Regions from separate parts of the Homo sapiens genome. Here region 2 is linked to region 1. The links are chromatin loops, found by intact Hi-C in ENCODE. Cell type or tissue: natural killer cell. All regions are shown on one strand. Links, peaks and the distances in the headings refer to the core of each region. The heading gives the core; the rest is flanking DNA.

Evidence for each region. Peaks named below come from ENCODE experiments on the same cell type or tissue, not always from the same donor. Only the 100,000 strongest peaks of a DNase experiment are listed, where the experiment ranks them.
Region 2: a loop joins it to region 1, with 26 times the contacts of the local background. A loop is called at or near these places in 3 of 110 quality-filtered maps.

What each region holds. Positions count from the first base shown.
Region 1 is chr17:73,991,122-74,003,660 of GRCh38, reverse strand. No RefSeq gene overlaps it. Among named protein-coding and RNA genes, the nearest start is that of LINC02074, 120 kb to the left of the region's middle. In natural killer cell, for the core only: CTCF peaks have their summits at 4,651 (motif pointing left) and 4,851 (motif pointing right); a DNase peak (open chromatin) is centred at 4,850.
Region 2 is chr17:73,816,402-73,828,940 of GRCh38, reverse strand. It overlaps LINC00469 (long intergenic non-protein coding RNA 469), which reads left to right and starts at 404. Exons shown (of 4, transcript NR_027146.1): 1 at 404-493; 2 at 5,116-5,253. RefSeq lists enhancers at 558-1,067, 7,432-8,008, 8,200-8,821. In natural killer cell, for the core only: a CTCF peak has its summit at 7,689 (motif pointing left); DNase peaks (open chromatin) are centred at 5,080 and 6,340; H3K27ac peaks cover 842 bases.

The sequences.
Region 1 (12,539 bases), core at 1,827-9,826:
TGCTCTGCTCTGTTGTTCTGCCTTCCCCTAGGTACTGTTGTCCTGCCTTCCCCTAGGTACTGTTGTCATAGACATGGCTCAAGCTGGGTTGAAGTAGGTTCAATCCAGTAGGAAGGAAAAAGAAAGCTTGGAGAAGGCTCTTGCTGAGGCGTTACTTCTCAGTGAGAGCTATCTTGGACATCGTGAGAGCCAGGTTTCTGTAGTGCTAGCACTGTGTAACAAACAGTCCCAGGAACCCTACATTATAGGTTGTGGTAGACAGAACCCTAAAAATGTTTCCAACATTCCCATCCTTTTTGTCAAACACTAATGTCTGAGCAAGGTTAACATAACCCCCACATGTCATGGGAGGGACCTGGCAGTGGGTAATTGAATCATGGGGATGGGTTTTTCCCATGCTGTTCTCGTGATAGTGAGTAAGTCTCATGAGATCTGATGGTTTTATAAAGGACAGTTCCCCTGCACATGCCCTCTTGCCCGCCACCATGTAAGACAAACCTTTGCTCCTCCTTCGCCTTCTGCCATGATTGTGAGGCCTCCCCAGCCATGTGGAACTGTGAGCCCATTAAACCTCTTTCCTTTATAAATTACTCAGTCTCAGTTATGTTCTTATAGCAGCGTGAGAATGGACAATACACTCGGGCTATCTAGGTGGACCCTGTGTAATCAAACAAGCCCTTGATAGCAGATGGAAAAGCAGAAGAAAGGAGAGATTCCAAGTATGAGAAGGCTTCAATGTGCCATTGCTGCCTCTGAGATGTCAGAACCAGAGAGAGAGGCCTCTGGATGCTGAGAGCAGCTCCCAGCCATCAGCAAGTAAAAAAATGAGAATCTTAGTTCTGCATCCACAAAGAACTGAATTTAGCCAATGATCTGAATGAGCTTGAAAGAAAATTCTTCCCACAGCCTCCCAGTAAAAGCCCAACCAGCAGACACCTTGATTTTGTCCTTCTGAAGCCTGGAGCCAAACTGGACTTCTGACTCACAGAGCTGTTGGGATCATAGATTTGTGTTGTTTTAAGTGGCTAGGTTTGTGGTAATTTGTTATGGTATCAATAGAAAACCAGTACAGAAGTCTTAAGTCATATTTTATTTCATGTTAGTGGTTGACAGATTGGCTGCGATTGGGCTGAGCAGGCTGGGTGGGGCTGAGCCAGGCTGACTGCAGGCTTCATGCACCTGGGCATGCTCTTCACATAGCAATGACAGAGGCACAGGAGGCCAAACTAAGGCTCACAAGCACACATGAAGCCTCTGATGCATCAGAGCAGTTGACATCCCGTTGGCCCAAGCAAATCACACGGCGAAGCCCAGCATCATGGGGCGGAAAAGGTATTACAACTCCTCTGGGTGGGAGGGGCACTGCTAAGTCACCCACCAAGAGCCAGGATATTAGATTCTGTTACCAGGAGGGTGTGGAAAACTGGGGACAACAATCCACTCTATCCACACTCCCTCCTGAAAATTCAAGCCAGGTTTGGTTCCTCATTCCTGAGCCTGTGATCCCAGCTACCCAGGAGGCTGAGGTGGGAGGGTTGCTTGAGCCTAGTGAGCTGCAGTGAGCTGTGATCATGCCACTGCACTCCAGCCTGGGCAACAGAGAAAGATTCCATTTCTTAAAAATAACAAAAAAAAAAAAGAAAAAGAATATTCAGTGTGCTTCCTCATTCTGCTCTATTTTATCCTAGCACTCTGCCTTCCAACATACAATTCACCTACTTCTTGTGTGTGTGTGTGTGTGTGTGTGTGTGTGTCTCCACACTAGAACACAGTAAGCCCCATGAAGGTGGGAAGTATTGTCTGTTTTGTTTTCTTATATATCCTAATCACTTAGATCAGGCTTGGAACATAAACTGAAGTCAATACATGTTTGTTGAATGAATGAATGATCTCAGTTGTGGCACCACCACCAAAGTCCTCATCATGGTCTGTGGTTCATTTTGTGTAGAAAAAGCAGCTCCTACCCCCTATACCCTAGTGAGGTGGACAGAAGCCTCATCACACTGCAGAAACAAACTTAATTCCCAGCCCTGGTTTGGAACTTCTGATGGTCTCAAGGGGTTGTAGGAAATTCTAAAAACAACTCTCCAAAAAATCCATTGTGATAGCAACCTTTTCCTCCCTCTGGCTGGTTATTGGAGGGGCCCATGTCTATAAATTCAAACAATAGGGCATGCCAAGTCCCCAAAGTCTTCACTCCTGGAGCTAAAATAATAATCAAGACTTGTTTTTGGCAGGATTTTCTGGATACCACTTAGCTTCTCTTGGGCATGAAAGGATGGGCAGTCCCTGCCAAATGTAACCACCATACCGAAAAGTTGGCCAAGGTTGTTAGCGCCTTTCTTTCCGAGTCAGCTAATTGGTGGATTTAACTGGTGTTGCGTGCCAGGCGTGGGCTTCTGTTAACCCTTTCAGTCCTCAGAAGCATAGATGTTGTTACTCCTTGTATAGATGGGAAATGGACTCACTTTTCCAAAGCTGAGCAGACAGAAGTGATGGTGCAGGGCTTCAAGGTCAAGCCTGTGACTCCAAGGCCAGTGCTCTTTCTACCACTTCGTTTATCTGGAAGATTCTAGAATTTCTAAAACTGGACTTGCCCAGGGGGTGACCAGAACAGTTCTGGGCCCTGGGGGCTGGCTGGTGGTGATGTGTACACATCTGTGTGATCTTCCATAACCCATGACCTGGCTTTTTGTGTACCCTTAACCTTGTGTGCTCTGAACTTTCCAGGACTCCCAGGCTCTGAATATAAAGGCAGTGCTAAGGCCCTGAAGGTGGTGGTGGGGGGGTGTGTACAAGAGCACAGGTGAGGGACAGAGGCTGGCTTGATAACACGGCCTTGACTGGGAACCACTGCCCTATGGACCTGGACCCATCATCATCATCACCACCTGTGATATTAGAATATCATCTATGCTATGTTGGTTTTTGTCCATGGTTCCTGGCTCATGACTCCCATGGTCCTTATTATACTGTTGGGGGGCTTTAGGCCTCAAAAGCAGGCCTCGAAAAACAGAATCTCTCTCTCTGAACTTCTCCTGCCCTCCTTTTACCTGGCCAAGGCAGGACTCCAGTCTTCCCCAGCTTTCTGTCTTGGGGCCAGCCATAAAGAAATTCTCTGACCTTCCTTGTCTGATTATAAGTCAATAGGGGCCCCCATTTCAGAAGAGGTCCTGCCCTATACCCTGGAGGAAGGAAGGCTGCACAGAGAGGCCAAGAAGAATCTGAACAGACAGGCCTGGCTGGGTTTTCCCCCTCAGTCTGTTAGTATTAAGATCAAACCCTTTTTGTTTAGTCACATATGGTTGTCTATATGGTTGTCAATCATGCCTATCCAATGAAGTCTCCATAGAGGGCCAAAGAGGACAGAGTTTGGGGAGCTTCTGGATAGCTGAGCATATGGAGGTTTCAGGAGGAAGGTATGGAAACTCCACACTCCTTCCCCCATACCTTCACCTGTGCATCTCTTCATCTCTATCCTTCATCTGTCCTTTAGAATATAGCGGTGAATGTGGTGTTTCCCTGAGTTCTGTGAGCTGCTCTAGCAGATTAATCGAACCCTAGAAGAGGATTGTGGGAAGCCAAGTTTACAGCCAGCAGGTCAGAAGCCCAGGTGAAACAAACTGGGGCTTGTGATGGGCACTGGAAATGTGGGGGTCACTCTTGTGGGACCGAGCCCCCAACCTGTGATCTGATGCTATTTCCAGGTAGATGGTGTTGGGATTGAATTGGGGTGGGAGGATACCTAGCTGATGTTCCCTGCGGAATTGATGACTTGCTTGGCATGTGGGGAAAAAGCCCACATGTCTGGGCACAGAAATCTTCTGTGTTGATTGTGATAGGAGGAGAGAGGAAAAGCAGCTTAAGTTTTTTCCACACAGACCATCATGACACGATTACTAATAATATTTATTGAGCATTTGCTGCACACCAGGCATCCACAGAAAAACCCCTAGTGTAGAGAGTAGAATGATGCTCGTTTTGCAGAAAAGGAAACTGAGGCATAGTTCAGGATCCTGACTAAGAATAGCCATTCAGTCAGTGTCGGAGCTGGGGTAGGGCTCAGCTGGCAGATTCCAGGGCCCTGAATCGTAATCTCTATGCTACATAATATCTGGAGAAAACAGATATTATGCTTTCATTGAAAATGCTACATTTATTGAGTGCTCCAGACTCACTCACTCAGAGAAGGGAACAGGAGGGCAGGGTGCCAGGTGACCTAGGATCAGAGAGGCCCTGATCTCCCCGGGATGGGGGGTGGGGGGAGTGATACCAGCAGTTGTATTAAAATGCAAATTTCTGCCTTGCTTGCTGGTTTATCATCTGACTCGTTATACAATTTGCCAGTTATAGAAGAAAAATTATCATAATATGGCCCTAGGGAATGGTTGTAAAAAGGAGACCAAACGTTACTTATCGGCCGTTCCACTACAATTATCTTCCGCGTTTGTTCTTTTTCTCTCCAGAAAAATGAAACCATCAATGCCAGCGACAGGGTGCTGACCAGGCGGAGGCAGCACGGGGGAGCACAGAGGCTGGGTGTTTACTTAGCTTCCTCCCTCTGTACTCTCTCCACCCGGCCCCTCAGCCCACCGCTCTTCTCTTCCTGGGGCAGTTCCCTCTGCTGAGCGGGCTGGATGGAGATTTTCCAAGCAGGAAGAGGAGTAGAGCCTCGGTAGATTAAGTTCAGCTGTCTCCTTCATTGTACTGGCTCAGGGCTGGCCGGGATCCTCTCTGCTAGGGGCTTGAGGTGGAGGCAGGACGGCTCAGGAGGACCCACTGAGGATCATTCTGCAGTCTCTGCAGGTGCTGGTCAGGTTCTCAGCGCTCAGGCTGCAGGTAGCTGGGCTTCCACAAGGGGGCAGGTGCTCTGCGGGGTGCACCCCTGGATCACCCGTGCCCTGGCAATAATTCATGCTCCTGAGATACCTTTCCAATCGGTATCTTCCAGCCTTCCCCTGCTCCCAGGCTCCGTGTGGGCAGGAGCTGAGTCTTCTTCAACTTGATTCTCTCTGCATCTAGTCCAGTGCTTGGAACAACATAAGCAGGAAATAAATATTGGATGAATGAATGAAAGTGTCTGTCTGCAGGCACGTGTCTGTGTATTTTCAGGTTATTCTAAAGTTGTCCTCCCCATGGGCTGCCTTCTTTTAGCTCCAGCCAAATCTTCTCCAAGCCCTGCAGCCTCCGGTGATTTATCAGGCTTCTCTACCCAGCATATTAAAACAGTCAGGGGAGCAGATAATGATGCTCTCCAGGCTGCCCTTGCATACCGTTGAGATATTTATGGTTTTTACAAACCTTGGGCTTCCCTATCATTCTTGTGCACTCCACTATGGACTGAGAACTTCCTCTGTCTTCATTCCTGGGGTACCTGCTCCTCGATTATTTATGCCACAATATGAAGGGCAAACTTTCTGTGCTTCCTCAAGTTAAATTTACAAAGGACAAATTCTAAGCAGTGCACCAGGCACTCTGTGACTATGTCTAGCAGTGAGGCCTCCAACATCCAGTGTCCTGGACTCTCTGCAAAGAGAGTCGAGGCATGGATTATTTGTTTTCTCACTTCTTTTTTTTTTGTTTTGTTTTGTTTTTTGAGACAGAGTCTTACTCTATCACCCAGGCTGGAGTTCAGTGGCATGATCTCAGCTCACTGCAACTTTCGCCTCCCAGGTTCAAGTGATTCCTCTGCCTCAGTCTCCTGAGTAGCTGGGATTACAGGTGACCATCACCACACCTGGCTAATTTTTGTATTTTTAGTAGAGATGGGGTTTTGCCATGTTGACCAGGCTTGTCTCGAACTCCTGAGCTCAGGTGATCCACCCGCCTCAGCCTCCCAAAGTGCTGGGATTACAGGCGTGAGCCACCATGCCTGGCTGCTTTCATGCAACTTCTTAGCTCAAGCTGGAGGAGCCAAATGCTGGAATCTGGGGGTTAGATGGCTTAGAACACACATTTCTAGTTTGATTTCTGGCTGTCCACCCCCATTAGAAGCTAAAAATGTGAGTATTCACATTCTCGGGTGGCAGGCGATCTAGAAGCCTCGTAGAGAAAGCAGTGCCTTGTTTGTACCTCTAAGCCTTTTGTCTGAGGGAACAGGCATCTCCCCATGGCCAGAAGGTTTTTCCAAGAGGAAGATGAGAATGTGGAGTAAGTGGATGCATGCCATCCAGTGACCATCTCACAGGTGCTTGGAGCCAGGGTCAGCAAACACAGCCCACCAGCCAAAGCCAGCTCGCCATCTTGTTTTTATAGCCTGCGTGATAAGAATAATTTTTTTTTTTACTTTTTCAAATGGTTGAAAAGCCATCAAAAGAGTATTATTCTATGACATGTGAAAATGATATCAAATTCATATTTCAGTGTCCATAAATAAAGTTTTATTGGAACACAGCCACGCTCATTCATGTACATATTGTTGAGGGCTGCTTTGGCATTACCACAGCACAGCTGAGAAGCTGTGACAAAGATGGTGGGCCTGCAGAGCCTGTACAATTTACCATCTGGTCCTTTACAGAAAACATTTGCTGACCCCTGCTTTGGAGACAAAATCACCCCTCTGCCCTCACCCCATCTCCTGGTGTGTCACCTGAACAAGCTGAACATCATGGGAAATTTTCTTGCCTCTTAGGTAGATTTTCTCCTACCTAAACTTATGCTTTTCAAAATGAAGAGAAAGAGAGATATTGAAGGATGAAGCTGGGAAGTAGTAATTCTTGGAATATCATATTTCTTGTGACCTGGCTCAAGTCATCTTAATTTCTCTCTGGGCCTCATCCTTCTCCCCCTGAAAAATAGGGCTGCTGGGAGTGAGGGGCGAGCCAGACGCACGGCCTTGTCAGTGTTCATCTTGGAGCCAGACGTCTGAGGACTGGCCTTACTTAAAGTGCTTCATCTGTGCCTGCCTTGGGTGTCCTTGTCCTAGTCAGACATGTCCCGATTTTTGTTTTTGAAGATATATATCATAACAACATGCATATGTTTTTAAATATCCCATTGAAAGACATTTATGGCCAGGCGTGATGGCTCACGCCTATAATCCCAGCACTTTGGGAGGCTGAGGTGGGTGGATCATGAGGTCAGGAGTTCAAGACCAGCCTGGCCAACATGGTGAAACCTCACCTCTCCTAAAAATACAAAAATTAGCCAGGTGTGGTGGTGGGTGCCTGTAATCACAGCTACTTGGGAGGCTGAGGCGGGTGGATCACGAGGTCAGGGGTTCAAAACCAGCCTGGCCAACATGGTGAAACCTCGTCTCTACTAAAAATACCAAAAAATTAGCCGAGCATGGTGGTGGGTGTCTGTAGTCCCAGCTACTTGGGAGGCTGAGGCAGGAGAATTGCTTGAACCCGAGAGGCGGAGGTTGCAGTGAGTCGAGATCGCGCCGCTACACTCCAGCCTGGGCGACAGAGCAAGACTCTGTCTAAACAACAACAACAACAACAAAACAACAACAACAACATTTATTTAGCACCTACCATGGGCGAACGTTGCACTGTACACTAAGGCGATGCGGGGAAATCAGTGATACAAAGGCCCTGTGCTCAGAGAGCTTTAACACGCGCGATGCTATTATGTGCACACTCGTCACAGGACAAAGACTCAGATGGCTGAACACCCATTGCAGTGTGCCCACCACTTTGCGTTCACAATTCTCACATCCACCCCCTGCAGGAAGACAAAATTAGCTCCCTTTACAGAAGAGGGAACCAAGGCTCAGTACCCAAGCTTCCCTCATCTAGTGGGTGGTCTCCAGATCTGTTGGGTCCAAAGCCCAAGTCTGTCCCACTGCTGATAAGAGTGCACAGCTTCTGCCTCCGAAAAAGAAAGATGGCGCTGCTGTTGCTCCCTAGACTCAGCTCCGCGGAAGGGGAAAAGGAAGGGTGAGCTGGTTTATTCTGGGGAAATCTCCCCATTCATTCTTAGGGTCCACTCAAGAAAGAAATTTTCTATACTCTCTGGTCCCCAGGGAGCTCTGCTTCACTTCCAGATGAGCAGCTGAGACCAAAGAAACACCAGGAAATGTACTTATTTCATTCCACCTTGAATTACTCCCCGGCACGTCTGGCTTATAAAATCCTTGGCTGCAGGGATAGTCTCTCAGTCACCCTTAGATCTCCCAAACACGCCAGGTGCGGTGGCTCATCCCAGCACTTTGGGAGGCTGAGGCGGGCGGATCACCTGAGGTCAGGAGTTTGAGACCAGCCTGGCCAACATGACGAAACCCCGTCTCTACTAAAAATATAAAAATTAGCCAGGCGTGGTGGCGCATACCTATAATCCCAGCTACTAGGGAGGCTGAGGCAGGAGAATCACTTGAACCCAGGAGGCAGAGGTTGTAGTGAGCTGAGATCGTGCCACTGTACTCCAGTCTGGGCTACAGAGCGAGACTCCATCTAAAAAAAGAAAAAAATCCTAAACAAATATTAAATACTTACTGTATGCCAGGCCTTATGCTAGCTGTGGGACACAGTGCTTTGTATATGGTAAGTGTTCACAGAATGCTTATTATGTAAATGAGTCTCTGCTGATTAAGTTCACATGAATGCCAGACTTTTTCTAGGAGCTTCCAGGAGATACTGGAGTCCTTGAAAAAAGAGGGAGGACACGGATATTCAGGGAATCTGTATTTCTCTCTTCACCTATTCCATCCTGCATCTCTGCTCTGAAAGGGATGTTCTCTCCATCGCTGGGTGGGGCCAGCAAGTTCATTCTCGGAGTTGCTGCTGCTTCCAAAGGCCATTTCTGAAAAGCCACAAAGGAGGTGAGGTTTCTCCTCCAGTCTCTTTCTCTTGATTTTTTAGCCTGTCCTGGAATCTCACTTTCACTGTAACCTCATTACCATTTTCAGTCCTCATGGACTCTTATTTTTTTTTATTTTTATTATTATTTTTTTTGAGATGGAGTCTCGCTCTGTCGCCCAGGCTGGAGTGCAGTGGCACAATCTCAGCTCACTGCAAGCTCCGCCTCCTGGGGTCATGCCATTCTCCTGCCTCAGCCTCCTGAGTAGCTGGGACTACAGGTGACTGCTGCTATGCCCAGCTAATTTGCTGTATTTTTAGTAGAGACGGGGTTTCACCGTGTTAGCCAGGATGGTCTCGATCTCCTGACCTCATGATACACCCACCTCGGCCTCCCAAAATTCTGGGATTACAGGCGTGAGCCACCGCACCCGGCCTATGGACTATTTTTAAGAGTCAAAAATCAAATGATCCCAAATAACAAAGACTTCAAGTATTACTAGGAGAGGATCCACCATTTCCCTTCATGCTCTGGCAATAGAGGAGGCATGGTGTGTCCAGAGAGAAGTCAGGCTTCCTTCCCCTCCAGCCTCTGAGAGCCTCCTTCCATGCTGGGTCTATTGGTAAAGTCTTCAGGCTGGCTGTCCCTCCTGAACCCTCTAGGTCATGCATGGACACTTGGTTGCTGAACATTTTGTCAAAACAGTACTCAGTGTCAGGGGAACCCAAAGGAAAGAAAAATGGCTGCCGGAGCCAGGTGACCCAGCTTGCAGCCGACGGTTTGCTCTCTGAAGCTCTTGGGCCCTCTTCCATCTTCCTCCCAGCATGATCCAGGTAGTGACATCACCTTGGCATCTGCCATCAGGAGTCCAAACCTGCCATCAGGAGTCCAAACCAGGGAAGGTCCAAGAGGTGAAGGCCAGAGGCTCATCTCTGTATTCCAACGTCCAGTCTGAGGTCACACTGCCACCTTGGACAATTGACAATGGGTGGCCGTGGTACTCCATGCAGAGAGGTGGGCTTCATACCTGTGGATCCACCAGGACAGCATCTCAGAACACCCTCAAGTCAACCCAACATCCATCCAAGAGATGGCCACAAATGCTAAGTGGCCATTTTGTAACTATGACTTGTCTCAAGAGTCTGGGGTGGTGGACAGAGCTCCAAAGAGAAAACACCTCCTTAACTTTCAAAGACGGTACCCTGCCACCTCTGTCCCCAGGATGTCTCTGTCTCCTCCTCTTTTCAGCTCACACAATTGTCAAAGTGCAGCTTGCTCCCCAGACACTGTCCTACTACTTTACAGGCAAACCCTGCCTTGCCGAACCTGAGAAGGGGGCAAAGTGTTTGCGGGTCCCAAGGTTACTCCCCAAAGGCTCTTAAGAACATTAAGAGAGTGTGTGAAATCATGAGCACGAAATTTTCACAGCTGCACCCACACCCTGTGTTCTCATCCCTCCCGGGTTCCATCCACTTATTTTTCTTGACCTCAGTGGGGTAGACTGAGTCACCCCATACTAGTCTTTGGGATTCATGACAATCTGCACCTGTGGATCTGGAAGGGTCTAAGTGCATGTTACAAGCAGGCAAGAAAGACCAAAGAAGAGAAGAGAATGCTGGGTCCCTCATTCTCAGCACTCCTGACACCTGGGGCCCACCCATTCTCTGTGGTGGGGGCAGGGGGCAACCTGTGAACGGTAGGATGCTGCATCCCAGAGCAGCATCCCTGGCCTGTACCCACCAGATGCCAGTAGCATCCACCCCCCAGTTGTGACAACCAAAAATGTCTCCAGACATTGCCAAATGTCGTCTGGGGGACAATGTCACCCCTGGTTGAGAACTGATGAAAAGAAGAACAAAAATGCTTAGAGGGCTTCATTTATTTAGAATTCATGACTGTGCCACGGAAGCTTCCTGCTGGCCCCCAGCCCTTGACCTTGGGCTGTTCCTTTTACATCGGTCTCTTAGCCCTGCTCACCTATACCCTACACACACAAACACACGCGCACACACACACACACACACACCCCTCCCCAGGCAGGCTTCATGTCCCCATTTCACCAAACTCCCAAAGGAAAGCTCTCTTGGCATAAGCTCTGGAAAGTGCGGTGGGGAATGCTGATGAAGGAATCAACAGGGTGGAGGGTGAAAGGGCCTGTCGTGGAGGGGCGAGCAGGCTGGCCGGGGGCCGTGATGGCCAAAACTGTAGGATGTCCTAGTTCTGAGAGAGGTGGGATGACTGAATAGGACACAGGAGGTAGCTGCGTTTGTTGGAACTTAAAATTGAAGCCATTATCTTCTTCGACCCTCTGACAAATCGACTATTTGATTAACTGTGAATCTCTTTGCCTTTTAAATGTTTGACTTTATAAACGGTTGACTCCGGGTTAATGCATGCCGTTGTCTTTCTTTCCTTCCTGGGTTGGCCTTCTCCTGGCCAGGGGTGTGGACAGCCGGAACCTTGCCCTCTGAAGGGCTAAAACGCAAGTGGAAAAGGCAAGGGGGCCCTTACAGGCTGTTCTGTTGGGTGAGAAAAGGCTCATAATATCATGTTAATTAAAAAGAGAAGGACTCAAAAGTGCATATAGTATAATCCTAACTGTGCTTTATAATGTAGACACATAGATGTTCGTGCGCGTACACACACGCACACACACACACATGCGCACACGAAAAGTCTCAAGGAGAATACACCAAAACGTTAACAGTATTTACCTCTAGCAGTGGATAAGCCGATTTTAGTATTGTTCCTTATACTACTACGCATGCTTCAGGTATTCTACAATCACTATGTATTAACTTTATAGCTTGAAAATAAAAACCATATTAAATGTTTTTTGTGTGTGTGTGTGAGAGACAGGGTCTCGCTTTGCTGCCCAGGCTGGAGTTTAGTGGTTCAGTCATCGCCCATTGCAGCCTCAACCTCCTGGGCTCAAGCGGTACCCCCACCTCAGCCTTCCAAAGTGCCGGGATTACAGGCATGAGCCACCACACCCAGCCTAAATGCTCTTTATTTTGTGTTATCATTATTATTATTACTATTATTATTATTATTTAGTGCCTGCAGAGGCTAAGAGGAATATTCATGTCTTTTCTGGAAGGGAATAATGACACTAAGACAGCTGACCCTGGGATGGGGTGAGGCAAAGGCAAGTCACATTGTTTGGGGTTCCTGTTCCTGCAACCCCCCAGAAATGAGAGGGTGCACATCTTGGGTGATGTCTGATGTGTGTCCATAGCCTCTGCTCATCTTTGGGGGCATCTGGAAGCCCAGAGCTCAGTACCCAGGGGCTGGAGTAAAGTTAGCCCCCTGCAAAGCTGCAGTCACTCCACCAGGGTCTCTGCCACTCCTGTGGCCAGCTGCAGGGGAGAGACCCAGCTGCTGGGAGGAGGAGCCCCACACCCATTACAGACAAATAGCACAAGATCAAGGGAGGGTAATGGCCCAATTTCACTGTTGAGAATGCAGTCCTGACGGCAGGGCGTGGCCTGGTAAACACTCCACAGTTGATTTGCAAGTCAGATTCCTAGGGCACCTCTGAGTCCTCCGGGTTCTAAAGTGAGTCCACCACTTCCTGCCAGGAGTGTTGGAAGAAGGTGGTCTCGGAGGGGCCAGCGAAGAGAGTTGGGCACTTGTCCACCCAAGTCCCTTGTGGTTGGCACTGGGCCCACCTGTTGGGGGAATAAGGTCAGAACGTTGTCCCTTGGCCACTGTGCAGCATCTCAATGAGTCAGATGTGGGGTGGGGTGGGGTGCGCTCCCACCTCCCACCCCTGTTGCTCCCCTGGTCCCAGGGCC
Region 2 (12,539 bases), core at 2,995-10,994, 180 kb after region 1:
GAGTGAAATCTCAGAGGAGGCCACTGAGCACTCTGGTGGAAGAAAATGGTGACTTAGGCCAGGGTCATAGAAGTAGAGACAGCAAGAAGGGATGAAAACAGTGGATTGTGGAGGCCGAATAGACAACCGATGAATAGGTCAACACCTGCTGTCCATCTGTACGAGGGAATATTATTCAGCCATAAAAAGAAATGAAATGAACCTTGCTGCAACATGATGTTAGGTGAAATAAGCCAGACACAAAGGCCCCATATGGAATGATGTCACTTACACGAGGTTTCTACAATAGGCAAATTCATAGAGACAGAAAGAATGGAGGTTACCAGGAACTGGGAGGAGAAAAGAATGGGACATTATTATCTCACAGTTCCAGAATTTGTTTGGGATGATTTAAAAAAAAAAAAAAAAGCTCTGGAAATAGATCATCAGGATGGTTGCACAATGTTTTGAATGTAAATGCCACTGAATTGTACACCTTAAAAGGGCTCAAATGGTAAATATTATGCTATGTATATTTTACCATGATGAAAATAAACGTACAAAAGTGAGACAGCAGTGAGTCTAGGCCTCCCTTTTAAGAAGCGATGGCATCAAAGAGAGCAGAGGAAGAGAGATGGAAGTTAGGAAGGGGTTTTTCAAAGAGCAGATTCACGGGAAACGATTCATTCGTGCAGGAGAGAAAGGATGAAGGAGGAGCGGGGTCCCTTGAATGTCCACAGGCAGAAGACGAGGGCAGAAGGGGAGGAGGTTGTCTTTGTGGCGGACAGAGGAGCTGTGAATAGGGAGGGAAACAAGGGTGTGCCTTCCGTTTACTCAGCACAGGAAGAAGCAAGGCGAGGAAGAACAGGCTCCTTTTTGAAATGCAAAAGCCTGTTCTTATCTAAACACTCTTGCATAAGACAAACAAGAGCGCTACCCAGTTGGTGACTTGGGACAGGAATGCCTGCCACCCTCTTAAACGTTCTCTCCCCTCCCCTAGCCTAGACTGAAGACCTCGGCCTCCAGCTTCTCTCCCAGACCCTTTCTTGGCTGGATGAGGTCACTCACCCCTTTTGAAAGCTCCACAGGCATTTCTGGACCAAGTTCCCTCACTCTTTTAAATGGTTCTGTAATTGCTTCATTCGCATAAACCTGCCCTCCTGGGCATCTGAACAGCCCCAGGGCAGGGCCTGACTGCAGAGCCAGCTTCCTTACGCCAAGGCCCTCGTGCCTGCGTCCCTCCTCGCCTTCAGCCATGAGGTTGCCTGGCCAGCGGTGGGGGTCGCCTGGATCGTGGGGATGTTCCCCCCACCCACCTGGCCCCACCAGTGAAGGGCCCCAGCTGACACCATCTCTCTTGTTTCCTGTTTTCCTGGGTCAGACCCAGCTGGAGGTCTGCAAATTCTGAAGCAGTTCTCAACCCTGGGTGCACATTTTAATCATTTTTTACAAAATACGAATGCCTGATGTCCAGCCCTGACACTGGTCTGCTTGGTCTGGGGGTGAGGCCCTGGAACGGATGTGTTTAGATTTCCCATGAGACTCTGATGTGCAGCCAGGGTACCAACCTCTGCTCTAAAGCAGGTGAGATTGCCCTGGGGACTTCATTAGAATCAGTGCCCAATTCCTCCACCCCCGCAGAGATTTCGCTTCTGGAAGTCCAGAGTCGAGGTCCAAGAATCTGTGCATTTTAACAATACAGCCCCCAGGGGAGCTTGATGAAGGTCCCTTGGGAAGTTCAGGGCATGGTGCAGGGGACACTGTCTCTCTCTCCTTCCCTCTCATCTGCATCAGCTCCCCAGGCAGGTGGCACTTTCTCTGGACAGGTCTGGAGTCAGGGCTGCAAGGCTGGTTTATGCCTGGAGGTCGGGGGATGATGTGAGGTGTGCATAGAGAGAAGCCCCTGTGAGGAACGGGGACCACTCCTGCTCACCCACATCAGTGACAGCCCAGCCTGGGGCTGGCCCTGGAAGGCCAAAGAGTGAACAGGTCTGGGGGCTGGTGCTGGGTTGAGCTCAAGGGCCTGGGGCTGGGGTCTCCATTCCAGATTCCTCCTTCCCTCTGTCACTTCAAGTACCATCAGAGCCACCTGGGGATTTTGTCCTGAGTCACTCTGAGGCAGAGCAGGTGAGGCTGTGCTGGGGAGGAACATGGGGGCCTGAGCCCCCGACTCCTCCCCATTCCCCCACCTGCCCTGCTTCAAGGACTTGTCTAAACTACACAATGCCAGGCCGGCGCTCCCAGCTTGGGCTCTCACCCCAGGTCCCATTGAGAAGGTGGAGAAGGGTCAGGATGGAAGTTTCAGGCAGGTGGTCCAGGAGAGGACAGTCCTGGGTGGAGTCTGGGTCTTGGGTGCTCTGGGCAGCTCATCACCTTGAGTGTCCAGACTGTCAAGTCCGAGCGAGACAGGCAAAACCCCTAAGTGGACAAGAGTTGGCAGGGACCAGGGCAATGATTAAATCCACTTCAGATCATTTCTGTGGCCGTCTTGTTACCCAGCCCTGGCTATGTGTTTCAATAACGGCTGACAGCGGGTGCAGTGAGCTGGGCTGGAAACTGCCACATCCATCCACCCTGCTCAGGGACAGCTGCTCCCCTATCCACAATTCCCTTGTCCCAGAGGCCAGGACTGAGGCCAGGACACTGACTAGACACCCAGGCCTCCTGGCCTCTAAGAGCCACTCATGGGAGTCATCCACGACATCTGGGGAACCTCCTTGACTTCAGAGGAGGATATTGGAGCCCAAGCTAATTGATGGGTAAGCCAGGACCTGAACACAGGTGGTCAAGCTCCATCCTCCCCTTGGAGAGAGGACACAGTCCTACAGAAAGCCAGACTGCTTGGATTTGAATCCAGGCTCTGCCTCAGACGAGCTGTGTGACTCTGGACCTGGGTCTCAGCCTCTCTGTGTTCCAAGTGTCCTGTCTATTAATGTGGACGATAACAGTCCCTACCTCTTAGGGTTACCATGGGGATTAAATCTGGTAATTTAATTTTTGTCTTTCTTTTGAGTCAGAGTCTCGCTCTGTTGCCCAGGCTGGAGTGCAGTGGTGCGATAGCTCACTGCAACCTCTGCCTCCCGGGTTTAAGCAATTCTCCTGCCTCAGCCTCCTGAGTAGCAGGGATTACAGGTGTGCACCATCACGCCCAGCTAATTTTTTTCTATTTTTAGTAGAGACGGGGTTTCTTCATGTTGGCCAGGCTGATTTTGAACTCCTGACCTCAAGTGATCCACCCACCTCAGCCTCCCAAAGTGCTAGGATTATAGGCATGATTTTTCTTTACACCTCTTTATATTAGTGCTTACCACGTGTCAAATACTTTCCTAAGCACTTTATAAAAATTAAGCTATGGATAGTGACCCCGATGAGGTAGGTCCCACACTTTATACACAAGGAAACTAAGTCACAGAGAGATTAAGGTTATACAGCCATTAAGTGGCAGTTGGAATTCAAGCTGGAGTCTGGTTCAAGGGTCCATCCATGCTCTTCGCTACTTACCATGCTGATGCCCATATGCGTACCAGAAGGCAGTAGGTGCTTAAATGTTTACAGCACCAGTGATTACTATTAGACCTGAGCTGCAGAATTTGTGGCTGATGGTGGCTGGTCTGTGATCATTGTCTGGTGGGTGGGTTGCCCTAGCCCCCAGGCCTTCCTCTTGCTTTTTTTCCCCTCCACTCTTGAAAGGGAAGCTGAAGCTCTGGAAATCTACAACTATCTGCTGTGGGGGCTGCCTGAGCAGGTGGCAGGGCCCTTCTCTCCTGTTCCACAGACGATCTGATTCACGGTGGGCCCCTCGTGGCTGCTCCTGTCCACCTGGGCTACCACTCACACCCCTGCAGCCCTCCCTCCGATCTTCTCAAAGGCATGTGAGATGGTTTGCAAAAACACCCTCAACCCTGAAGAACAATCTAACTGTAAAATGCTCAAGGCTGGGCACAGTGGCTCACGCCTGTAATCCCAGCACTTTGGGAGGCCGAGGCGGGCAGATCACTTAAAGCCAGGAGTTCGAGACCAGCCTGGCCAACATGACAAAAACGGGTCTCTACTAAAATACAAAAATTATCCAGGTGTGGTGGTGTGTGCCTGTAATCTCAGCTGCTCCAGAGGCTGAGGCAGGAGAATCGCTTGAACCTGGGAGGCAGAGTTGCAGTGAGCCAAAATCATGCCACTGCACTCCAGCCTGGGTGACGGAGGAAGACTCCCTCTCAAAAATAAAAATAAAAATAAAATGCTTAAGAAAAATGAAACAAAACAAAAGCAATATCATTGAAATAAATGGCAGGAGGCTGCTTATTGAGGGGGTGTGGGAGAGACAGGGAGAGACAAGGAGAGAAGGTCATTTCCAGGATCTGTTCCTCAGATGGAGCCCAGTATGCACCGCTCTTTCCCAGAGCGGCCCTCTACAGATGAAGTGTCACAGCAAACAGAAAACCACAGATTCAGCCCTGGGGGCTACCAGCTTGGAGACTGGAAGCTTTCTGCTCCTCCTCTTAATTACTTTGTGCTTGAAAACCCTCGTGGCATATTGACCCTCCCAAGAAGCAGTAGGACGGGGGAGGACTCAGGACCTCCTAGACAGTCCTCTGAGTCCTGTCCCTTCATTCCCTGACAGTCAAAAGTGAGATTTTTTCCTCCATAAAGGAAAGGTGAGTCTGCCACTTCAGATTCTCAGCAGGCACTGCCGTCTCAGTGTTCTGGCCTGAACTCTTTGGAGGAGTCGTGTGACTACAAGCCTGAGAGCTGAGGACAGGGCACCCAGGGGATCCCAGGGACCAGCAGAGAGCTCTTTCCAGCTTCCTAGGTGGGTGTCCTGGCCAGTCCCACAGGCCCTTGTTTAATGGTCTGCTGTTGCTGTCTTGAAATTTTAAATCATTTTTCACAAGAATTGCAACATTTTCATTTTGTGCCGCCCTGCCAAGTGAAGTGGCTGCTTCTGCCTGGGGGTGTCAGTGTCCCATGGACATAAGGCACTGAAGTTAAGGGGCTCCTTTCTCCTCCCTCCTGGCATTTTTCACAGCAGGTTTCTCAACCACAGCAGTGGTGACACTTTGAGCTGAATTATTCTTTGTGGCGGGGGCTGTCCCGGGCCTTGCCGGATGTTTAACACCACTCCTGGCATTTACCCACCAGACGTCATCAGCACCCACCCTCCCAGATGTGACAATCAGAAATGTGTCCAGACATATCCAGATGTCCCTTATGGGGAAGGGAGAATCGCCCTGGCTTTGCAGACTCCAGCTGGAACCCCTGCTGCAAGCGATGGAGGAGGTGAGCTTTTCTTTCAGACTGACATAGAAAATTCCTTGGCAGGTCTTGTCCTGGGTTCACTCAGACACCACCAAAATAAGGAAATAGCTGAAGAAGAAGGCCAGAGCTTCTGAACGAAGAGAAACCCTACCAAATTTGGGTAGGGGGAGACTCTGAGGAATATTCCATAAGGTTGGGAGGGAGGTAGACAGGTGGATCCCAGACACCTGGACTCCTTGATGGAGGCAGGTCTAGCTCCCCTTCGCAGCTTCTGAGCATGCCCCCTGGCCTCCTCTTTGGACTCCTGCATCAAGAGGGCAGATGGGAAACCACCAGGCTTTGGGTCAGAAGACCCAGATTTAAATTTCAGCCACCCGCTATGTGACCCTGAGCCAGTTTCATAACCTTTCTGAGCCTGTTTTCTCACCCACAAAATAAAACTAACCATACCTACCTCGGGAGTCACGAGATGAAAGAAAAAGTGTGTCAAGCCCCTGGCAGGTGCTCAGTATCAGCAGCTATTAAGCTTTTTTCTAACCAACTCTGAGCAAATCCCTGACCCCCTGGAGCCCTCATTTATCCTCACCTGGGCCACAGAAAAAATAGCTGACTGGCGTCTTTCCCCCAGCCAAGGAGACAGAGACAGCCTGAAGATAAGACTGAAGTGAAGAGCCAGGCGCAGTGGCTCACACCTGTAATCCCAGCACTTTGGGAGGCTGAGGCAGGCAGATCACCTGAGATCGGGAGTTCGAGACAAGCCTGGCTAAGATAGTGAAACCCCGTCTCCATCAAAAATACAAAATTAGCAGCGCGTGGTGGCGCGTGCCTATAATCCCAGCTACTTGGGAGGCTGAGGCAGGAGAATCACTTGAACCTGGGAGGCGGAGGTTGCAGTGAGCCGGGATGGCGCGACTGCACTCCAGCCTGGACGACAGAGTGACTCCGTCTCAAAGAAAGAAAAAAAAAGGATTGAAGTGAAGAGCGAGGAGTGTGCCTGAGAAGAGGCAACCATCTCGTGCTTTCGTGAGTAATTAAAAATGGTATTTGGTCTCCGGTGATACCGCCGTGAAAGAACCTTGACAAAATGAGCTTCAAAGGTGCGGCGTTCCCCAGGTGTTTCCTCCCGAGTCCCACATCCTAGCATCTCAAACCCCATTAAGGGGCATCTGTGGCTGTGGGCAAGGCCAGGCCCGCTCTCTCCTTGAAAGAGATCAAATCCTGTCTCAGAAATTTGATTTTAATTGCGACTGTTCTTATTCATCTTGAAATTCATTTGAGGCCGTAAATCCACTCATCCTGCCTCACTTTCTTCATTCTATTTGGTATAAAGTGATGGAGAAAAAAATCATACTTCGCTATAGGTAAAAGGAATTGAAGTTTGAAACCTGGGCAAGGGTTGGCTCATGCAGGGGAGGGGCCTGAGAATTGTGCATTAAGGGAATTGTGTGTCCAAGTTTGAAACCTGGACAAGAGTTGGTTCATGCAGGGTGGGGGCCTGGGAATTGGGTGTTAAGGGCTCCAGCACTGCACTAAAATTCTCTTACGAGCTCAGCGTCTCCTTCTGATACTGCTGGGAATCTAGGAGGCATAGCTATGCCCTTGAGGAGGTGACAATCTAAAGTTTTTAGGGAACAGATGCCGACCAGTTGTCCAACTCCATATAGAGCTGAGCAGCAGAGAATCTTCCAGACACGTACGCTGGACTGAAGAAGTTTTGCTCCTATAAATTCTAGAGCTAGCAGAACTCTTCTGCCTGAAATGTCCTTCCCCACAGCCACTCACTCCTTTATTTGTAAAAATAACTCCTTTTTATTCTTCAAAACCCTGAGGATGAGCCACCTCCTCTGGGAAGCCTTCCTGGAATATTCCCAAGGGCTGAGTGAATCTTCTTATTCTATTGACTCACTCACTGTACTGCATTTACTTATCTATGTGTCTTGTGACTATTGCTCTATTCATCTTTGAGTTCCTAGGGGACAGGGACTTTGCCTCCCTTGTACTTTTTATTTTTATCTGGTTATTGGATTTAGCTATCAAGCCACTTAGAGATGGGGACCTGGACCAATGGCTTCTGGAAGTCCTTGCTTTCTCTTGGAGTTTCAGAATTGCTCTTTCGCCCCAAGATGAATACTTTGTCCATTTAGTAGGGAAAGTGGAAAGATAATTTCCTGACCCTAATATGCAAGCTGAGATATTCTCAGCCCTTAATGATCAAAGGGCTGCTTGGGCCTCCCTAGACACAGGAGTCTCAGGGAGGACTCTGTAGCTCCCAGGCTTAGTAAATGGCTTTAAACCTTGCGATAGCCCAGGCCTCCGTAATTAAATTTTACACGTTAATCTGAACGGGAGCTCTGCGAAGCGCTTCCTTTGAGCCCTGCAGGGCTAATTCAGCAAAGCAGCAGTTAGGACGCTGCTGCGGTGTAAATGGAAATAGAATGGCCGCCACCTGCAGGCTGGGCATTGGAAGCGGCCATATGTTAATGGGGGTACCCTGCTGACTTAAGGAGCATTGTGGAAACATCCTGTGTCCCATCAATGGGCTGCTGCCCCACGTGGGGTTTCACTGGATCAGTCCCTCTGTTTCCAGGACCATGTGCGGTGATGCCAGCAGGGATCTTAACGGTTCAGTCTTAATTGGTTCCGGCTGATTTGATGACTCACCACAACCCTAATATCAAAATGAGTGGGTGTAATGCTGGTGAGCTCCAGCATCCCTGGGTCTTCAAAAGTACGAACTGTGTTAAGAGGCAGTGGAGGAAGGCTGTCCAAGGCACCCGCCGTGATGAGGTTAAACCTGTCTCTATGTGGTTGAAGCCCATAATTCTTAGAACTTTCCTTGATTATAGTCTCACCTTACAACTCCTTCCAGAGTCCCTAAAGACCTAAGCGGGTTATTCCTTCCTGAAATAGCACTTGTTTTACAAGCTGTCAGCGAGGGAGTGGGCAGAAAGAGCTGTTAGTTGGGCAGCAAGCCACGCTTTCTCAGACTCTCACATACTAAGAGGTCACCTGGGCACCTTGTTAGATTCAGATTCTGAATCAGTACGTCTATGGTAGCCTGGGTTTTGCAATTGTTGTTTTATCATTTTTGTTTTTAGCAAGAGCCTTGCTCTATCACCCAGGCTGGAGTGCAGTGGTGCAGTCACGGCTCACTGCAGCCTCAACCTCCTAAGCTCAGGCGAGCTCCCAAGTAGCTGTGACTACAGCTGTGTGCCACCATGCCCACCTAATTTTTTGTATATTTTTGTACAGATGGGGTTTCATCATGTTGCCCAGGCTGGTCTTGAACTCCTGGGCTCAAGTGATTTGCCCTCTTCGGCCTCCCAAATTCTTAGTGATGGCAGTAGCAGGCCATCTGGTGCAGCTACTAGCTGCCATCACACTGGCCGCTGCAGGGAGGACACAGGGAGGAGGCAAACAGCCCTGCCCAGCAGCCCGCCACCCTGGGACCTCTGCGATGGGGCCAGGCCGGGTTGTGTGCTGGGGGAGGGAGAGCTCCCGGCTGCCCCCGAGCGTCAGGGCCACAGCGGGCGTTCGCAGCAATGTCACTCCTGCCCGGATGATGACCCAGACCCAGTGAGGACCTGGAGCCCCCAGCCCAGGCTGCAAGGGGTCACAGCCCAGTGCCATGCTCCACAGAGCTGGTGGGAGCTGGGGACAAGTGGGATCCCTGCCCCTTCCAAGTTGGTGGGGCAGGAGCTCCCAAGGTGCAAACTGCAGCCACCCAAGCCACAGCTGTAACTCAGGCACCCCTGTGCTCTTGGGAGCCGGGAGTAGGCAGGAGTCCCACCTCCCTGGGCAGGGCTGTAGCTGCCCAAGTCATAGCTGTGGATCTGGGCCTCGAACTCCATGGAGCAGGCAGGAGCCCCATGGCCCTGAGCACAGCTGCAGTCACACAAACCAGGGTTGCAGACCCAGGCATCCCTGCACTCTTGGGGAGCCTGGGAAGGCCCCCCTTGCCCTTGCAGGCTTGGAGGTTCCTGCTCCCACTGCCCGGCTCTCCCCACTCCAGGCTCCTGCTCTGATCTTGGAGCAGGGTTTGGGGCCAAGCCTGGGTGTTGTCACAGCCCGGCCAGGTATACACAGGCTTGGGGTGGTGCTGACATGCCAGCCCCCTGCTGCGTCAGCCCCCTCCAAACTTTGGGCACCAAGGAGCGTGGGGTGGGGGAAGTTGAAGGGGGGCTGAAGGTGGCTGGGTGCTGGCCTGCAGGTGCCCCTTGGTGCCAATAGCCTGGGCACCATGGATGGCCGAGGGAGGCAGACAGACTTCTGGGTGGAAAGGGGTGGGTCCCCAGTGAAGCCCTACCTTCAGGACAGAGCAGGCCTGAAGCCTGGGGGCCAGGCTGCCAGTCCTACAGAGCAGAAGGGGAATTACAGTGCTTTCTCCTGGGCCTGCCCATGGCTGCCCATGGACCAATCCACACACACTTCCCCCCTCTGAGGCCCAAACAAGCCCTGGGCTCAGCCAGAGGAGCCAGAGGACAGAGAGACAATGGGATGACCAGCTGCAGAGAGGAGCTACCCTCTCTACTGAGAGCTGCAGACATCAGGACAACCAGTTGCAGAGAGGAGCTACCCTCTCCAGGGCCTCCTCTCTGCTGAGAGCCGAACACTCAATGGGACACCCTGCTGACAGAGAGGAGCTACCCACTGCGGGTCTCCTCTGAGCTGTTGTAACACGCAATAAATCTCCTCTTCATCTTGCTCACCTTCCACTCATCTGTGTACCTCTTTCTTTCTGGACACGGGACAAGAACTCAGGCAAAGGCACCACCGGCCACAGACGTTTCTGGCCAGAAAAGCAATACCCTAAAGATCCCATAATACTAGGATTACAGGCATGAGACTCTGCACCTAGCAGGTTTTGCATTTTTAACAGTCCCCTTAGTCAAATGCCATAATTGAATGGCAAGAATCTACCAGCATCACCCCATCCCACCCTCACTGCAGTGTTATGAGGAGGGAAGGAGACTAGCTTTTCAGGAGCACCTGTTACCTGGCAAGTGGAGTGGTCAACAACCATGCAGAATGTGCTTGTTCGAGACTTTGGACAAGAAGGTTAACCATAGATCAAAACCTGGTGTTTATCACCTTTCAGCAAGTGGGGAAATGGAGGCTACAAAAGTTAAGGGGAGGTAGGCCCAAGGGAGAAGAGGATCGATTGAGGGGTGATATGTGATAGGAGTGGCCTCAAAAAGATACAACAGCCTTTCGGTAGTTCTGTGTTTGGAGGATGGGCCCTCTTATTTGATTCTTCCCACTGTTCAGAAATGGAGCGTTATAGGTGACCTTTGATTCTGGGGCCTTAGGGGAGGTGCATGGCTGTGGGGTCTGTGTACACTTTTAGGCTGGTGGTGAGGAAGCACACTCTTGCTCCAGTTGAAAACATTTTTCAACCCCAAATTTAGTGTGCACAGGAATCAGTTGAGGGTGGTAGTTCAAGTTCAGATTTCCAGGCTCCACTCCCAGGAACTCTGACTTGGTGGGTCTGGAGTGGCTCTGAGGACCATCTGAATGGCAAGCAAAGCAGCTTCGTTCTGATATTCAGGTGATCCTGATGTAGCGGACACATGGGTCTCTCTTGGAGAAAGCTCTGCCCTGTGTGTTTAGATTAAGAAAGACAGATATCTAAGGCAACCACAAGGACCAGAGAAACCTCAAAAATCCTCGTCATCAGAAAGTAGAACCTTTACTGAGTTTTTAGTTATAATGGACATTGTGCAACTGAGACATTCTCTCTGCCTTCCAAAACATGTGGCCATTAACTCATATTTGGGGAACATAACAGAATAAAATTATTACAACCATTTGGGTAAAGAGGAAGTAAGTTTTCTTAAGCATCTTACCATGTGGAAGACTAACTAGGTACCGGTATGTGGAATCTCATTTATTCCTCCTTCAGCCCAAATCGCTAAACATTATTATTATTCTCACTTTCGAGCTGAAAAAAACACGAGCTTAGTGAGGATGATCAATTTGTCCACAGTTGCACATGTAGGGCGCAGCAAGGACTGAAACCTTCTAACTTATGTTCTTGCCACAATGTCTTCTGGCTGCATTTAACCACTGTGTAGGCCCACTGTCAACACTTGGGCCCATTTGCCCAGACTGTTTGAATCTAGCCTCCGGCAGGAAGGCCCACGAGTGCAATGAGAGGCCACGGTGTTCTGTGGTCTCTCGCATGCATGCATTCATTTGCCCACTCAACAAATATGAATACCAAGCACAACGTTAGATATTAGGGGCATCTCAGGAAAGATGACAAACCTGGGCCCTCTCCTCCTCTCCCCTGGTGCCCCTCTTTGGTTGTGCCTAGTTTGAACTATGAATTCCTGGCCGGGCACAGTGGCTCACACCTATAATCCCAGCACTTTGGGAGGCCGAGGTGGGCAGATCACTTGAGGTCAGGAGTTTGAGACCAGCCTGGCCAACATGGTGAAACCCTGTCTCTACCAAAAATATAAAAAGTTAGCCAGGTGTGGTGGTGCATGCCTGTAATTGCAGGTACCCGGGAGGCTGAGGCAGGGGAATTGCTTTAAAAAAAAAGGAACTATGAAGTGCATGGCACAAGGGCCTTGCCAAGACTGTGCCAAGAAACTTGATTGTCTTCAGCTTGGCTTCCATCTGTACTAGGCCGTGTTCTTAAAGGTGACCCCAGCCCCTGATTTTTAACAAGTGCCGTTTAAAAAGTATCTGGTACTTTTTTTTCCTCTTTGTTTTTTTGTTTTTTTGTTCGAGACATGGTCTCACTCTGTCACCCAGGCTGGAATGCAGTGGTGCGATCCTTGCCTCAACCTCCCAGGCTCAAGTAACTCTCCCACCTCGGCCTCCTGAGTAGTTGGGACCACAGGTGCTATGCCACCATGCCCAGCTGATCTGTAAAATTTTTTTGTAGAGGCTGGGTCTGTATGTTGCCCTCGTGTTGCCCAGGCTGGTCTTAAACTCCTAGGCTCAAGTGATGTTCCTGCCTCAGTTCCCCAAAGGTTTGGGATTATAAGCGTGAGCCACTGTGTCTGGCCTGATGCTGTTTTTCATTGATGCTGGCATCCTTCAGAATGCAGAGACGAGGTTAGAAAGGACTCTGGAAAGTAGATATAGTTTGGACTCCATGATAAGGAGTTAGGACTTTATCCTCTTGCCAGTTAGGGAATAATTCTGCCTGTGAAGCCGTGTGGAATGAGATAACCCAGTAACTCTCTGCATAGGAACAAGAAGCAGCAGGCCCTGCCTTTTGTTCTGTTCTGGGTTAAATACCCTGGTTTCCAACAATTCTCCAAACTGAGCCCCTCTCCATTCTGGTTGCCTTC